4 separate regions of the Homo sapiens genome follow, and regions 1, 2 and 4 are each linked to region 3. A link is a contact called in ENCODE Hi-C or POLR2A ChIA-PET data. All regions are on one chromosome and are shown on one strand. The core of a region is the stretch at or near the end of the contact, and the rest is flanking DNA. Distances in the headings are between cores, read along the strand shown. Region 1 holds the start of DNAAF5 (dynein axonemal assembly factor 5). Region 2 overlaps INTS1 (integrator complex subunit 1). Region 3 holds the start of ZFAND2A-DT (ZFAND2A divergent transcript). Region 4 holds the start of PSMG3-AS1 (PSMG3 antisense RNA 1).

Evidence for each region. Hi-C counts contacts between places; a loop is a spot of excess contacts on that map. ChIA-PET counts read pairs that join two places held with the same protein, here RNA polymerase II (POLR2A). Pooled maps may share reads with other maps.
Region 1: a pooled map shows a loop between it and region 3 (6-fold over the local background). The contact joins the promoter of DNAAF5 here to the promoter of ZFAND2A-DT in region 3. A Hi-C loop is called at or near these places in 2 of 37 single-sample maps with no recorded cell type and 7 of 50 pooled maps.
Region 2: a pooled map shows a loop between it and region 3 (23-fold over the local background). The contact joins the enhancer-like site here to the promoter of ZFAND2A-DT in region 3. A Hi-C loop is called at or near these places in 4 of 50 pooled maps. POLR2A ChIA-PET finds 5 or more read pairs at or near these places in 2 of 52 experiments (HepG2 and activated CD8-positive, alpha-beta memory T cell).
Region 4: a map of CD8-positive, alpha-beta T cell shows a loop between it and region 3 (31-fold over the local background). The contact joins the promoter of PSMG3-AS1 here to the promoter of ZFAND2A-DT in region 3. A Hi-C loop is called at or near these places in 2 of 168 maps with a recorded cell type or tissue (CD8-positive, alpha-beta T cell and naive thymus-derived CD4-positive, alpha-beta T cell) and 4 of 50 pooled maps. POLR2A ChIA-PET finds 5 or more read pairs at or near these places in 1 of 52 experiments (activated T-cell).

The regions. Positions count from the first base shown.
Region 1 is chr7:724,364-728,259 of GRCh38, reverse strand. It overlaps DNAAF5 (dynein axonemal assembly factor 5), which reads right to left and starts at 1,561. Exons shown (of 13, transcript NM_017802.4): 1 at 945-1,561. The coding sequence starts at 1,539. PRKAR1B (protein kinase cAMP-dependent type I regulatory subunit beta) reads left to right here and starts at 979. Exons shown (of 11, transcript NM_001164760.2): 1 at 979-1,050. RefSeq lists silencers at 699-778, 819-928, 989-1,038, 1,289-1,488.
Region 2 is chr7:1,471,950-1,475,485 of GRCh38, reverse strand. INTS1 (integrator complex subunit 1) reads left to right here. Exons shown (of 48, transcript NM_001080453.3): 40 at 648-781; 41 at 1,126-1,318; 42 at 1,793-1,920; 43 at 2,302-2,414; 44 at 3,100-3,213. Among named protein-coding and RNA genes, the nearest start is that of MICALL2-DT, 14 kb to the right of the region's middle. RefSeq lists a silencer at 986-1,185. Within about 2 kb of position 1,250, at least 4 of the 41 ENCODE cell types and tissues checked have a DNase peak (open chromatin) inside an H3K27ac peak, as active enhancers do.
Region 3 is chr7:1,158,581-1,162,378 of GRCh38, reverse strand. ZFAND2A-DT (ZFAND2A divergent transcript) reads right to left here and starts at 2,005. Exons shown (of 3, transcript NR_110069.1): 1 at 1,756-2,005; 2 at 1-27. It overlaps ZFAND2A (zinc finger AN1-type containing 2A), which reads left to right and starts at 2,183. Exons shown (of 5, transcript NM_182491.4): 1 at 2,183-2,415. RefSeq lists enhancers at 1,027-1,539, 1,540-2,053, 2,054-2,566, 2,567-3,081 and silencers at 1,645-1,694, 1,705-2,244.
Region 4 is chr7:1,567,656-1,571,475 of GRCh38, reverse strand. PSMG3-AS1 (PSMG3 antisense RNA 1) reads right to left here and starts at 1,403. Exons shown (of 5, transcript NR_027329.1): 1 at 1,197-1,403. It overlaps PSMG3 (proteasome assembly chaperone 3), which reads left to right and starts at 1,444. Exons shown (of 2, transcript NM_032302.4): 1 at 1,444-2,352; 2 at 3,626-3,820. The coding sequence starts at 2,137. The coding sequence ends at 3,778. RefSeq lists enhancers at 393-442, 453-522, 1,146-1,714, 3,421-3,820 and silencers at 823-902, 1,343-1,772.

The DNA.
Region 1 (3,896 bases), core at 312-2,811, 430 kb after region 3:
TTCGGAAAGCCTTCCCGCCAGCAGGAAGCAGGCGCCTGCTATCATTCCACATCCCAGCCAGGGGAGGGAAAGGGCAAGACCCTGCAGGAATGGCCAGCTAAGGAAAGGGAACGACCGGATCAGATCAGAGCTCTAAAAAAGATGGGGAACGTTATAAAGTGGAGGGGAGAAGCGGCCTCCTTCCACTTAGGACAGTGGTCCAAGCCAGAGCGGAAAGGCAGGGGAGTAGGATGAATGGGACAGAAAGTGAAATGACCAGAGCAGAGTCTCAAAGCGCGTGCCCTCAACCAGGTGCAAGTCCTGCAAGCCCCCGAGGGAAGGAAAGGGGGCAGCTATCAGGGCACACCCCACCCCAAACCGCCTAACAGGAATTTCTGCGGTGGTTTCCAGGTATCTGGACAGAAGCGCTGGCTCGTGGGCCCGGGTGGGGTGGAGGGGGCTCAGGCAGGGAGGAGGGTGGGAGGTGAGGGTCGCGGGAGGGCGGCGTGCAAGGAGGAGGATGGCACAGGATAGGCAGGTGGAGGGGGCACAGGGAGCAGGCAGGTGGGGGGCGGGGCTTGGGGCGTGGAGGGTGGAGGCGGGGAGCAAGGGGACAGGGGAGTGAGGTGAGTGAGGGCCAAGCAGGAACAGGGGTCACGGGGCAAGGAGCACGTGGCAGCGCAGGAAACAGGTACATGGGGGTAGAGGACAAGGGAGCAGCTGAAGGGCGCGTTGGTGGCGGGACGTGAGGCAGGGGAAGCAGTGGTGGTGGGAGGAGGGGGCCGGGCGGGGTGCTTTGGGGCAGGCGGGTGGGGGAAGCGGCGCATGGGGGGTCCGGGATGTTGGGGGGTGCGGGCGTGGAGGGGGGCGGGGCCGAGCCGCGGGGGTTGTGAGAGGGGCCGCGGAGGTGGAGGTGGGGGTGAGAGTGTGGGGTGGCGTGTGGGAGCGGGGCCCGGGGTGCTCACCGGGCGTGGCCTGCGCCAGGGCGGCGGCGCAGCTGCAGCTCTCGCGGCGCACGGCGGCGAAGGGGTCGAGCAGGGAGCAGCGCAGCGCGCGCAGAGCGTCGTCCAGGTGGGGCGCGAGCGCGGCGCCGCACAGGTCCACGGCCAGGCCCAGCAGCTGCACAAGCGCCAGGCGCAGCTCCTCACAGGCCTCGGGCGGGCGGCGCGCGGGCACGGGGCCGGCCAAGCGCGCGGCGAGCGCGGGCAGCAGGCGCGGCAGGGCATCGCGGGGCCGCGCGGCGCGGCGCAGGCCCAGATCCAGCAGGTGCACTGCCAGCGCGCGGCAGCCCTCGGCGGGGTCGCTCAGGCAGCGCAGCAAGCGCGGCAGCAGTAGGCGCGCCCAGGGGCCCTGGAAAGCGGTGGGGTCGGCGGCAGGGCCTGGCTCCTCCAGCGCGCGCCGCAGGGCCTCCAAGGCGCGCCGCCGGCCCGGCTTGCTGTCGGCCTCCAGCCCCGGCAGCAGGCGGCTCAGGGCGCGGCTCAGCTCCACCGCCTCAGCCGTCTCGGCCCCCTCAGCCGGGTGTGGGGCCGCCACGGCCTCCGCCACCCCCAGCGCCGCCATCTTGCCCGCGTCGCCGGTCACTAAGGGGAACAGCGCTTTCGCGACTCTCAGCGCAGATTACGGCAGCACTTCCGGTCCGCGCTGCGGGCGGGGCGCCGGGCTACTTCCTCCCCGCCGGTGCGCACGTGGGCCTGTGCTCTTGTCGTGCTCGCCCGCTGTCCCCCTCTGTCGCCGGAACCCCCGCCAGCCTGCCTGCTGGGCCTTGTCCTGTCCCCATTGTACAGATGGGGAAGGTCTCGGGAGGGTGCAGCTCGCCCGGGATGCGGGTCCCGGGCTATAGGCCTGGGCCTGCCCCTAGGGAAGCCTGCCCTGCAGCCTAGGGGGCTTGGAGAAGGAACCTGAGTGGTCCCGCCTGGGACCAGGGTAGCCGGGAAGCCCCTGTTTGAGCCGCCTAGAGCCCCTCTGGCTTTGGGAAGGTCCGTTCCAGGAGGGAAGGACGCTGGTTCTGTGGACTGGATCCCCCTGTGGTGTAAGACAGGTGCCTGGTCTGGGCTTCACGTGCAGCCTGTCATTAGATCTCAGGCGTAGCCGCCCAATAGGTTCGCCTTACTCGCTGCCCAGGTAGAGCCAATTTATCAAGACAGGGGAATTGCAATAGAGAGTTTAATGCATGCAGAAACTGGCTGCATGCAGAAACTGGCTGCATGCAGAAACTGGCTAAAGGACACTGGAGCTTTATTGCTCAAACCAGGTTCTGAAAATCCTGAGATGGGTCATCTAAGGATAATTAGGCAGGTAGGGGGCCAGGGAGAGGGCAGTGCTTATTGGTCGGGTTGGAGATGAAACCATGGAGAGTCAAAGTTGATTCTCTTGCTGTCTTCTGTTCCTGGGTGGGATCACAGAACTGGTTGAGCCAGATTAGTGGTGTGGGTGGTGGCACCTGGTGCATCAGAATGCAGAGCCTGAAAAATATCTTGAGCACCAATCTTAGAGTTGATGATAGTGGTGTTATCCTAAGGAGCAACTGGGGAGGTTTGGAATCTTGTGGCCTCTAGCTGCATGACTCAAACCACAATTTCTAATCTTGTGGCTCATGTGTTAGTCTTACAAAAGCATTCTGGTCCCCAGGCAAGAAGGAGGTTGGCTTCAGGAAAGGGCTGTTATCATCTTTGTTTCAAAGTTAAACTATAAACTAAGTTCCTCCTAAAGTTAGCTTGGCCTACTCCCAAGAAATAACAAGGCAGCTTGGAAATTAAAAGCAAGACAGTGTTTCACAGTAGTGACCTTGACTGTGGACTTGAGTGGAGACAGAGGCGCCTAAACAGCTTGGAGTCGGAGTTGCTGTGAGCCCAGCCTAGAACGCGAGTTTGACAGCACTCACTGCAAACCAGGAGTCCCCAAGTCTGGTTAGCCAGGCACTTCTCATCTGTGACCATGCACTGAGTTTTCTAAAGGCAGAATGTGTGTAATTTTAGGACAGAACTTCAAGTTTGACCTTCTTTTTTGTTGTTGATCTTCGTGTTGCAAAATGGTGGTGTTTGTCGGTACGTCTTTTTTTTTTTTTTTTGAGATGGAATCTTGCTCTGTCGCCCAGCCTGGAGTGCAGTGGCGCGATCTCCGCTCACTGCAGACTCTGCCTCCCAGGTTCATGCCATTCTCCTGCCTCAGCCTCCCAAGTAGCTGGGACTGCAGGTGCCCACGACCACGCCCAGCTAATTTTTTGTATTTTTAGTAGAGACGGGGTTTCACTGTGTTAGCCAGGATGGTCTCGATGTCCTGACCTCGTGATCCGCCCGCCTCAGCCTCCCAGAGTGCTGGGATTACAGGCGTGAGCCACCACGCCCGGCCCATCAGTACTTCTGAAAAGTTGTTATGTAGCATATTCAGTAACCTTCATTCATTGTTTCCTCCAACAGGCATTTGTTTGACCAGGCACTGTCTGCAACATGTGGGACAGGATGACAATGATGTAGAAACTGGCCATGGTCCCTGCTCTCCCAGATCTTAGGGTCTTGCAGGATGAGATAGCCCTTAATGGAAGGATAAATTAGTATGTGTTTAACCGTGGTGGTCCTGAGAGAATGAGTGTCAAGGGATGTTGAACTAGACTTTTAAGGCTTCCCTGAACAAATGGTAGCAGAGGTGAAATATGAAGAATAAGTAAACACAGTGTATTAGTCCATTTTCACGCTGCTAATAAAGACATGGCCGAGACTGGGTAACTTATACAGGGAAAGGTTTACTGGACTCACAGTTCCACATGGCTGGGGAGGCCTCACAATGATGGCCGAAGGCGGGAAGGAGCAAGTCACATCTTACATGATGGCAGCAGGCAAAGAGAAAATGAGAGAGCCTGTGCAGGGAAACTCCCCCTTATAAAACCGTCAGATCTCGTGAGACTTATTCACCATCATAGG
Region 2 (3,536 bases), core at 1-2,500, 310 kb before region 3:
GGGCAGCTGACTTTCTCTAATCATTTCTGCTTGTGGTTTTTTTCACTTATATGTCATTTTATTTGTTGAAATCACACTTGATGTGCAGTTTTGTGGAGGGTTTTTGAGGCAGGGTGTCTGTTGCCAAGGCTGGAGTGCAGCGGTACCATCATAGCTCACTGCAGCCTCAACCCCCTGTGCTCAAGTGAGCCTCCCACCTCAGCCTCCCGAGTAGCTGGGATCACAGGCACGTGCCACCACACCCAGTTACTCTTTTTGTATTTTTGAAAATAGAGAGGGCTATTTTCATTGCCCAGGCTAGTCTTGAACTCCTGGGCTCTGGTGATCTTCTGCCGCGGCCTCACAGAGTGCTGGGATGGCAGGCGTGAGCCACTGCGCCTGCTTGGCCGATGTGTAGTTTTGGCTTGTTTCCCGCTCATTGTATCATTTGGTGTGGAGCTTTGCTTTTATTCTGTATGGGGTTTTCCCAGAGGCTGGCTGTGGCCTGCCTGCCCTCCCGAGGTGCTCATGGAAGCCGTAAGGAGCCAGTTCCTCTGCTCATGGCGTGCCACGCGGTGGATCACGGCCACAGCTGGCGGCCAGGCTGAGTGTGGGTGGGCAAGTGAGGGGAGCCAGCGGCCCCGGCCTCAGAGCGCCCCTCCCTGCAGCTGGACGGACTCATCCACCGCTTCATCACGCTCCTTGCGGACACCAGCGACTCCCGGGCGTTGGAGAACCGAGGGGCGGATGCCAGCATGGCCTGCCGGAAGCTGGCGGTGGCGCACCCGCTGCTGCTGCTCAGGTGCTGTCCCAGAAGCCCTGCCCTCGCCAGACACTGGTTTAACCAGGGGGGTCTGCGGCTCTCCAGCCTGGGCAACAAGAGCAAAACTCCAAAAACAACAAAAAAAAGCATGTTCCCATGGGCTGAGCTTGACCGGGGGAAGTCAGGACTGAGCTGGGCCTCAGGTGGGAGGAGCTGGGTGGGCCTCAGAGAGGGGCGATCTCATCCCCACCTCCTTAGGGCAGGAGGGTGGTTGGGGGGCAGCACGGGGTCTGGCTCCCGGGGCAGGCAGTGGGGCCTTCCTGGGGACGTGCGCCAGGTGAGCCCGCCGGCCGGGGCTGACTGGGCCCTCACCGCGCCCGCAGGCACCTGCCCATGATCGCGGCGCTCCTGCACGGCCGCACCCACCTCAACTTCCAGGAGTTCCGGCAGCAGAACCACCTGAGCTGCTTCCTGCACGTGCTGGGCCTGCTGGAGCTGCTGCAGCCGCACGTGTTCCGCAGCGAGCACCAGGGGGCGCTGTGGGACTGCCTTCTGTCCTTCATCCGCCTGCTGCTGGTGTGTGCTCCCGCCGCCCGCCCTCGCGCTCCCTTCCACTCCCTCTGCTCTGGCCCAGGCCTGCCTCACCCACTCGCGGAGGGACTGGGAGGACCTCTGCAGCCAGGGCCCAGGCCAGGCCACCTGCCCTGGGGACCAGCTCCCACCCTGGGAAGCCCCTGCCTGCTGCCCCTCACGTGCCTGGGGGGCCCACGTCCTTCAGAAGCCCAGCCCAGACCCTCCGTGCTGTTCTCTGCGTGTCGCTTGTGCTACCTCGAGCCCCTCATCCATCTGGGCACATGCCCCAGACAGCCATGTCCACACCCTGACAGGCCATGCCGGCCACCCTTGGGCCTGTGACGCCCCAGTGGTTGGCAGAGGGGGCTCGTTGGCTGTGGGGTCCATGCCCTGAGGCTCTGGGAGCAGATGGGAGCACAGGCTCTGTTTTGGCCCTGCGGGGCAGAGCAGCTCGAGGGTGCCGCTTTTGCTTTGCAGAATTACAGGAAGTCCTCCCGCCATCTGGCTGCCTTCATCAACAAGTTTGTGCAGTTCATCCATAAGTACATTACCTACAATGCCCCAGCAGCCATCTCCTTCCTGCAGAAGCACGCCGACCCGCTCCAGTGAGTGCCCACGGGCTGCAGGGAAGCCTCGGGCCTCCGGCGAGGGTCCAGCGGGGTCTGGAGGGTGTTCCTGGGAAGGCCGTGTCGTGTCAGATATGCTGCTCCTGAGGCCGGGGAGGGCTGCTGAGCGTGGTGCTCATCCCAGGGCGCAGAGGCCGCCCCACCCTGTGCCGAAGCCGTCTGAACCCACCCCTGCAGCTCTCTGGCTCTCTGTCCCGTTCCACGCACATGTGGCTTCCCCGCCCGGCCCTCCCTCTGAGCGTCCTGGCCTCTCCTGCATGCCTGTGTCCACACGCTCCCATGCCACCCTAGTTTGACCCCTGACCCAGCCTTCCTCCTGCCAGCGTCTTCCTCCCAGGTGAAAGCATCTTCTCTCCCCAGCGACCTGTCCTTCGACAACAGTGACCTGGTGATGCTGAAATCCCTCCTTGCAGGGCTCAGCCTGCCCAGCAGGGACGACAGGACCGACCGAGGCCTGGACGAAGAGGGCGAGGGTGAGTGGGGCTGCCAGGGGCTGCTGGAAGCAGCTGCGGAACAGTCCTACAGGGCCTGGTTTTCCCAGCGCACAGCCAGCCCTGGGCCGTCCGAGGCGTCCCGATGGGGGCTGTGTGAGCCTGGGACCTTGCTGGCTGGCCCCTGACCCACCTCAAGGGGACGAAGCACTGACTGGTGCCTGACAGAGCATCAGCACACCTGCCCCCCGGCACATCGCCCCGCCCCGGCAAATGGCCCTCCCCACCCCCCCGTCCCTGGCACATCCACCATCCACCAGTGCTTGTCCGAGGTGTCCCTCCCCAGGAAGCCTCCCCTGGTCCTACTGGGCAAGGCTTGTCCTTGGTTTTTCCCTGCCTGAGGTGACACGGCACCGCAGCACGTCTCTCCTGTGCCGCCGGAAGAGCGCCAGGCCCGGGTCCCAAGGGGCCATCCCGTCTTGTGCCCAGTGGGTCCTGGCCCACATTGCGAGAAACCCAGCAGGGAGAGACTCGCAGAGGTGCATGCGCCGGATCCAAAGGCAGCTCCCGGCTCCTGGCTCCACCCCATTTGTGGAGCGCTGCTGTGTGCAGGCACCTTGGGAGCCTGGGCAGTGGCCGCCGTGCTCTCGGGAGGGCAGGTCCTGGTGCCTCAGTGTGGCACGTCCTGCCGCTCCCGCCCTCCTGCAGCACTGCCACTGTCTTCCAGAGGAGAGCTCAGCCGGCTCCTTGCCCCTGGTCAGCGTCTCCCTGTTCACCCCTCTGACCGCGGCCGAGATGGCCCCCTACATGAAACGGCTTTCCCGGGGCCAAACGGTGGAGGGTGAGTCAGGCCCTGCTTCACCCACGCCAGGTCAGCGCCCTGGGTCCCATGGGGCTGCGGGCAGCAGCCAGTAGCCATTTGGGCACTGACTTTGGCGTGAGCCTGGCCCACGCTGGGCTGTGGGTGGGTGGGCTGTTCCTCACAGTGGGGAGCACCCCCAGAGAGGGCCTTAGAAACTCAGGGGCCCAGGGGAGCTGGAGGTGGCTGCTCTGCTTCAGGCACAGCAAAAAGCAGGGGAGCCCCCTAAGGTGGTGGGGGTACAGCAGGAAGAGGTCAGGCGGGTGGGCAAGACCAGCGGGTGGGCAGTACCGGTGGCCGCTGTC
Region 3 (3,798 bases), core at 756-3,255:
CTGCTCTTTTCACAGCCCTTGAGTTCTCTGGTGAAAACCGAGAGTAAAGACTGTACAATAAGCCGGGCACAGTGGCTCATGTTCTGTAATCCCAGCGCTTTGGGAAGCTGAGGCAGAGGGATCACCTGAGGTCAGGAGTTCAAGACCAGCCTGGGCTACATAGCAAAACCCCGTATCTACAAAAAATACAAAAATTAGCCAGGCATGATGGCGCATGCCTGTAGCTCCCGCTACTCAGGAGCCTGAGGAAGAAGGATGGCTTGAGCCTGGGAGGTGGAGGCTGCAGTGAGCTGTGATCATCCCAGTGCCCTTCAGCCTGAGCCACAGAGGAAGACACTGTCTAAAGAAAAACAACAAGCTGGGCGCAGTGGCTCACGCCTGTAATGCCAGTACTTTGGGAGGCCGAGGCAGGCAGATCACCTGAGGTTGGGAGTTTGAGACCAGCCTGACCAATATGGAGAAACCCCCGTCTCTACTAAAAATACAAAATTAGCCGGGCCTGGTGGTGCATGCCTGTAATCCCAGCTACTTGGGAGACTGAGGCAGGAGAATCGCTTGAACCCAGGAGGTGGTGGTTCCGGTGAGCCGAGATCACACCACTGCACTCCAGCCTGGGCAACAAGAGTGAAACTCCATCTCAAAACAACAAACAAAAAACAAAACAAGAAAAAGCATGCCTGGTTGTGTCTGTCCTTACCTGATTGGGCATGGTCTCTATTGATTAGGCGACCATCTGGTCTGGTTGGCACGACGCTTTTTGGGTTTGAGGAAGGGTCTGCTCTGCTGCCCAGGCTCTAGTGCAGGGCGCATTCACAGCTGACTTATGCCTCCACCTCCCAAGAGGCTGGGACTGCAGGTGCATGCCACCATGCTGCGTTCATTTCTTATTTTTGTAGAGACAGGGTTTCGTCATGTTCACCAGGCTGGTCTTGAACTCCTGTCAGGCCTCTGAGCCCAAGCTAAGCCATCATATCCCCAGTGACCTGCATGTATACATCCAGATGGCCTGAAGCAACTGAAGATCCACAAAAGAAGTGAAAACAGCCTTAACTGATGACATTCCACCCTTGTAATTTGTTTCTGCCCCATCCTAACTGATCAATGTACTTTGTAATCTCCTCTACCCTTAAGAAGGTTCTTTGTAATTCTCCCCACCCTTGAGAATGTACCTTATGAGATCCACCACCTGCCTGCAAAACATTGCTCCTAACTCCACCGTCTATCCCAAAACCTGTAAGAACTAATGATAATCCCATCGCCCTTTGCTGACTCTCTTTTCCGACTCAGCCGGGCTGCACCCGGGTGAAATAAACAGCCTTGTTGCTCACACAAAGCCTGTTTGGTGGTCTCTTCACACAGACATGTGAGACACTAACCTCAGGCCATCCTCCCACCTCGGCCTCCCAAAGTGCCGGGATTACAGGCCTGAGCCACCGTGCACCGTCCGGCTAATATTTTATTTCTGCAGAGATGGGGTCTCGCTATGTTGCCCAGGCTGGTCTCCATGTCCTGGGCCCACGCCCTCCTCCTGCCCAGCTGGGCGGGGTCTTACCCAGGCGGAGCCCCTTACGTGCAGGGCGTTCTGTGCAGTGACCGCGGCCCTGGGCAGAGCCAACCCCACGCGGCCACATAACCGTCCAGGGGGCGGGGGGCAGCGCGGTGAAATGGAAAAGGATTTAACTGGGGGATCTAGGTGCTGGGGACACTGACATTTTCGGTATTATTCTTGAAGCTTTTCCCTAAGTTTGAAATTACCTAAAAACACGTTGTTTTGAGATGGAGGCCTCCTGGGGCCCGCAGGATGCGCGGCCGCGGGCGGGTGCCCGGGGCGGGAGGCGCCGGATGGGTCGCTAGGCCTCCTCCCTCAGGCCGGCCTCGCGCTCCTACCCCGCAGGACCCCGGCCGCAGCCCTGAGTCAGCTTCCCCGCTCCTCGCCCGCCCGGCTGCGCCTGCGCGGAGCCGCCTCACTGTGACCCAGCAAGCGCGCCGCCTGCGAGAAGCGACCGGACACTTCGAGAAGGGAAGTGGAGAAGCGAGGAGTGGGCGGGCCTGCGGGGCGCGGCGGGGCGGGATTGGCCGGATGGCTGGTGTCGTCTTCGGTGTGCGCCGGCGCCACTGGGCCGCGGCCTGGCGGGATTGGCCGGTCTGCGGGTGACGTTGTCGGGGCGCGCCCGGAAACCCCAAGGCCCAGACGGCTCTCAGATCCGGGGGCTGCGGATAAATCCCCGTAGGCCGCGGGCAGCGAGATGTTGCGTTCCGGTGTGGGTGTGGGTGTGCCTCCGACGGCGTCTCGGTGCCAGTGTCGAGGTTCTTTCTGCTTAGCTACCCGGAGCCGACTACGGAGGAGGACACCTGAGTTTACGTCTCTTCCATCTGCTGCTCACCTCAGCTGCCTGGGTCCCCGACGAGAGCCAGGTACGGGGCCGGGATTGCGCAGACAGGGTCTGCCGGGGGTCGGGCCTGCCTTGAGGTCAGGTTGCTCGGGGGTTCGGCCTGTCTGCTAGGAGTGCGGCTGCTGAAAGTCCGGCTGCTTGCTGGAGGTCAGGCTGCTGGGGGTCCGGCCTGTCTGCTGGGGACCGGGCCTGCCGGGGTCTGGCTGCTGGGGGTCCGGCCTGTCTGCTGGGGACCGGGCCTGCCGGGGTCTGGCTGTTGGGGGTCCGGCTGTCTGCTGGGGACCGGGCCTGCCGGGGTCTGGCTGCTGGGGGTCCGGCCTGTCTGCTGGGGACCGGGCCTGCCGGGGTCTGGCTGCTGGGGGTCCGGCCTGTCTGCTGGGGACCGGGCCTGCCGGGGTCTGGCTGTTGGGGGTCCGGCCTGTCTGCTGGGGACCGGGCCTGCCGGGGTCTGGCTGTTGGGGGTCCGGCTGTCTGCTGGGGACCGGGCCTGCCGGGGTCTGGCTGCTGGGGGTCCGGCCTGTCTGCTGGGAGTCCGGCTGTCTGCTGGGGGCCGGGCCTGCCATCGGGGCCGTAGTACCGGGTCGCACGGGGTCGTTAACCCGCCAGCCGAGTGACAGCCACGTAGATGTGTGTTTTCTTGCTGCGGGCCCGGCCCGCCAGGGTAGGGTGTTGGTTTCCTAGGACGGGTGCTGTGCGTCCAGAACAAAATCATTTGGGGATTCACATCAAACTCTTGTGAATTCCTTGAACAAAACAATTTCGGAACGCCTGCTGTGTGTCGGGCACCGGGAGCTAATAGTAAAGCAGCGGATCTGTAGTTGGAAGCTGTGGGCGAAGGAGGGCTGGGAAAGGACTAATGGGCACCTTAAGTAGCGGGCGTGTAACATAGAGGGAACTGGGGAGGGTGGGAATGGCTTTAAACTGAGGCGGGAGGGGATAACTAGACGTTTGCCATGGGCGAGAGTGTTCCAGTCTTAGGCGACAGTCTAGGAGGCCTCCAGGAGTGGGGAGAGAGCTGATGGGAAGGTCAGGAAAAGGCCCCGGGAGGGGCTGGTGAGTACTAGATGACGGGACCTCGTGAGCCCCAGGAAAAGGCCCCGGGAGGGCTGGTGGGTACTAGATCATGGAGGGGACCTCGTGAGCCCCTTGATTCTCTCTCGAGTGCGGTAGTTTCACCAGCTGTCTGCCTGTTTTCCATAGTGACTTAACAGCTTGCGCTTCTCCCTGATCAACTCCAGGTTGATGTCATCGAGGAATAAGTTCACAGTAAGATTCAATGCCTAAGGGAGTTGAAGAGAGAGGCGAGGGACAGAGTTAAATCTTCTCTGGATAATGGAGTCAACTGATGTGATTTAGCACCTAGTAACAGAGTTTTGTTTATGTGAACAAGTATATTCCATGGATA
Region 4 (3,820 bases), core at 154-2,653, 410 kb before region 3:
CTTGTGAGGTTTAAATACCCTCTAGGGGTTTCTACTGGTTACTTGGTGTACGCCCTATGTAAATAAAGAGGATGAAATAAAGTTACAAAATCATTTACTCAGTGTACACCCTATGGAGAGGGTATTTCCTGTCATAGCTGAAGTGTTCCCTGCCTCCAGACCCTGTTTTCCTGCCTCAATTCCTTTACTTTTCTAATAAACTTGCTTTCACTTTGTGGACTCGCCCTCAATTCTCTCTTGGGGTCTGGATCGGGACCCCTTTCTGGTAATATAGACAGAAAATACGGCCTTGACATGGTTGTCAGGAAACGACAGTAAGGCCTCCGAGGGTGGGGTTCTGAAGGGATGTTAAACGCCCCACCCCGAGGAAGGCTCTGGAGGCTCCAATCACTTTCAGCCTCTGCTACCAAGATGTCCGACCCTACCAATAAAACTTCCAGCAGCGGGGCGCGGTGGCTCACGCCTGTAATCCCAGCACTTTGGGAGGCCGAGGAAGGCAGATCACCTGAGGTCAGGAGTTCAAGACCAGCCTGACCGACATGGTGAAACCCCATCTCTACTAAAAATTTAAAAAGTTAGCCGGGCCTGGTGGCGCACGCCTGTAATCCCAGCTACACAGGAGGCTGAGGCAGGAGAATTGCTTGAACCAGGGAGGCGGAGGCTGCAGTGAGCCGAGATCGCGCCACTGCACTCCAGCCTGGGTGACACAGCAAGACTCCGTCTCAAACAAAACAAAACAAAAAACCTTCCAGCTTGGAGAAACTGAGAGTGAGCAGTAGGGAGTGAGGGGGTCCCTGGGAGGAACCAGAACTCATCCCGCTTCAGGGTGGGGCTGGCCCCCTTCTTGGCCTTGGCCGGGGCTTCGTGTCACGGAGCGCCCGAGGGACGGTCGGAGCCCACCCCAGCCCGCCCGCCGCCTGAGCCTGGCCGAGCTCTCTGCACCTGCACACGTCTGTAAAACGCGGATGAAACGCTTCTACGGAACCGGGTGGCTGAGATGAAGTGAGTTATGGGTATAAAGCGCTTAGAGCGATGCCTGGCGGACACTCGGTGCCAAATAAGCGTTCGCTGTGGCGACGATGACGCCTCCAGCCCAAAGCCCGTGGTCGAGCAGGGCCGGGCTCCCAGCGCTAGGGGGTTCCTAGGCGCGGCGCTTCGGGGGTCCTGGACACAGACACGGGGGACAGAGCTCCTACCAGCGACGATCCCGAGGGTCTGCAGCAGAGGGGCTGAGGCCCGGGACGGGGGTGGTCGCAGCGCCCTTTCCTGAAAAAACGGGGTTCGGCTCTAAGGCGCCCCCAAGCCCTGCCGGCAGCGCGGAACCCGAGCCGCTCAGAAGCCCGGGAGCCCCAAGTCTCCGGGACCAGAAGCGCCGCGGCCCTGACTTCCGGAAGGTGGACGGAACCCGCGGACGGGGCGGGCCCGCGTGGCGCACGCAGAGCCACTTCCGGGCGCGGCGCCGGCTTGGTGAGCGCGGGTACCCGCGGGCTTCCCCGGGCGGCTGCGTCCCCAGTAGCCCGGCCGGCCTCGGCACCGCGTGTCGTGGGGGTCCCGGGCCGCGGCTGCAGGGCCGGGGCGGCGGCGAGGCCGAGGGGCGGGAAGCCACTGCCCGGCCTGGCAGTGTGAACGTGCAAGTCGATCCCCTAACCCAGAAAGCCCCAGGCGCGGTCTCTATGGGCGGCCCCGCTCCTGCTTCTGTTTTATTTTTTTACGGACAGGGTCTCGCTCTACCGCCCGGGTTGTAATGCAATGGTGTGATCACGGCTCACCGCAGCCTCGACCTCCCGGGCTGAAGCGATCTTCCCGCCTCAGCCTCCTGAGTAACTGGGACCACAGGCGCGCCCTGCTGGTTTTTTTTTTTTTTTTTTTTGGTAGAGATGGGGGTCTCGCTATGTTGGCCAGGCTGGTCTCGAATTCCTGGCCTCAACGATCGTCCTGTCTCGGCCTCCCAAAGTGCCGGGATGACAGGCATGAGCCACCGCGCCTGGCCCCTTCTTTTGAATGGGCCTCCTTGCGTTTCCGTTTCAATGCCCCGTGCTACTTTTTTGGGAGCCCCAAGGCTGTACTGTTTGATTGACTCCTTTTTTTCCCCTTTCTTTTTAACCTAAATTAAAGCTGCCACTGCAGAGCCCCGCCATGGAAGACACGCCGTTGGTGATATCGAAGCAGAAGACGGAGGTGGTGTGCGGGGTCCCCACCCAGGTGGTGTGTACGGCCTTCAGCAGTCACATCCTGGTGGTGGTGACCCAGTTTGGGAAGATGGGCACCCTGGTCTCCCTGGAGCCCAGCAGCGTGGCCAGTGACGTCAGCAAGCCTGTGCTCACCACAAAAGTCCTTCTGGGGCAGGATGAGGTAAAGTGGATTGGCCGGGAACTGTGGCTCACGCCTGTAACCCTAGCACTTTCAGAGGCCTAGGCGGGCAGATCGCTTGAGGCCAGGAGTTTGAAACCAGCCTGGGCAACACAACAACACACACACAAGTCACTACAAAAAAACAAGTGCCTACACAAAATATATATATAGAGAGAGGCTGGGTGCAGTGGCTCACACCTGTAATCCCAGCACTTTGGGAGGCTGAGGCGGGCAGATCACTTAAGGTCAGAAGTTCCAGACCAGCCTGGCCAACATGGGGAAACCCCATTTCTACGAAAAATATAAAAATTAGCTGGGTGTGGTGGCACATGCCTGTAATCTCAGCTACTCAGGAGGCTGAGGCAGAAGAATCGCTTGAACCCGAGAGGCGGAGGTTGCAGTGAGCTAAGATCGTGCCACAGCACTCCAGCCTGGGTAACAGATAGAGACTTGGTCTTAAAAAAAAAAGGAAAAGAAAAGGAAACAAAAAATTAGCTGGGCCTAGTGGTGTGTGCCTGTGCTCCCAGCTACTTGGGAGGCTGAGGTGGGAGGATGGCTTGAGCCCTGGAGGTTGAGGCTGCAGTGAGCCATGATTGTGCCACTGCGCTCCAGCCTGGGTGAGAGAGCAAGACTCTGTCTTTAATAATAATAATAATAATAATAATAATAAAGTGGTCAGGAAGGGACCCCCAGGGAGGAGCATAAACCTCTCCAGTGGCTGTGATTTGTCAGTAAGGACATGGGGCATCTGGCGGACAAATACCCCTACAGCGATAGCATTTTCCGGGCATTTGTGGGTCTCAAGGCGCCCTGCTTGCCCTCAGTGGATGCTTTGTCCAGCCCGCAGGCATTTTATCCAGCAGACAAGCAGAAGCAGCAGTTTTGTCATTCGAGCCGCCTCCCCTGCCATGGTACATTACGTGAGCAGGCGGCTGGCTGTGCTGTGCTCTGTGGAGATCACACGTGAGATTCGACAGCACTCGCTTCTGCAGGCTTCTCTTTCCTGGGTTCTTTTAGATGAGAGAGAGCCAGAAGAGGCGGGGCTGCGGAAGGCGCTGGGAAAATGAATGGAGTGATGGTCTTTAGCAGTGTGCCCGTGACTGGAGTGTTCTGAGTGCTGCCAGAACTCTGAGTCACAGTTGCATGGACTTATGTGGCGGTTAATGGTGGTGTGGGAAGCCTGCCTGGGTTCCTAAGGGATACTTCATGAAAGCATTGAGGAAAAAACCAGGTTTCTTGCAGTTAAAATGGTTTCTTCTCCTTCCTTTACCAGCCTCTCATCCATGTCTTTGCAAAGAACCTGGTAGCGTTTGTGTCTCAAGAAGCTGGAAACAGAGCAGTCCTCCTCGCCGTGGCCGTGAAGGACAAAAGCATGGAGGGGCTGAAGGCGCTGAGGGAGGTGATCCGGGTGTGCCAGGTGTGGTGACCTGGAGGCAGCCGCCCCGCGCTGCTCAGCAGGACACGTGAA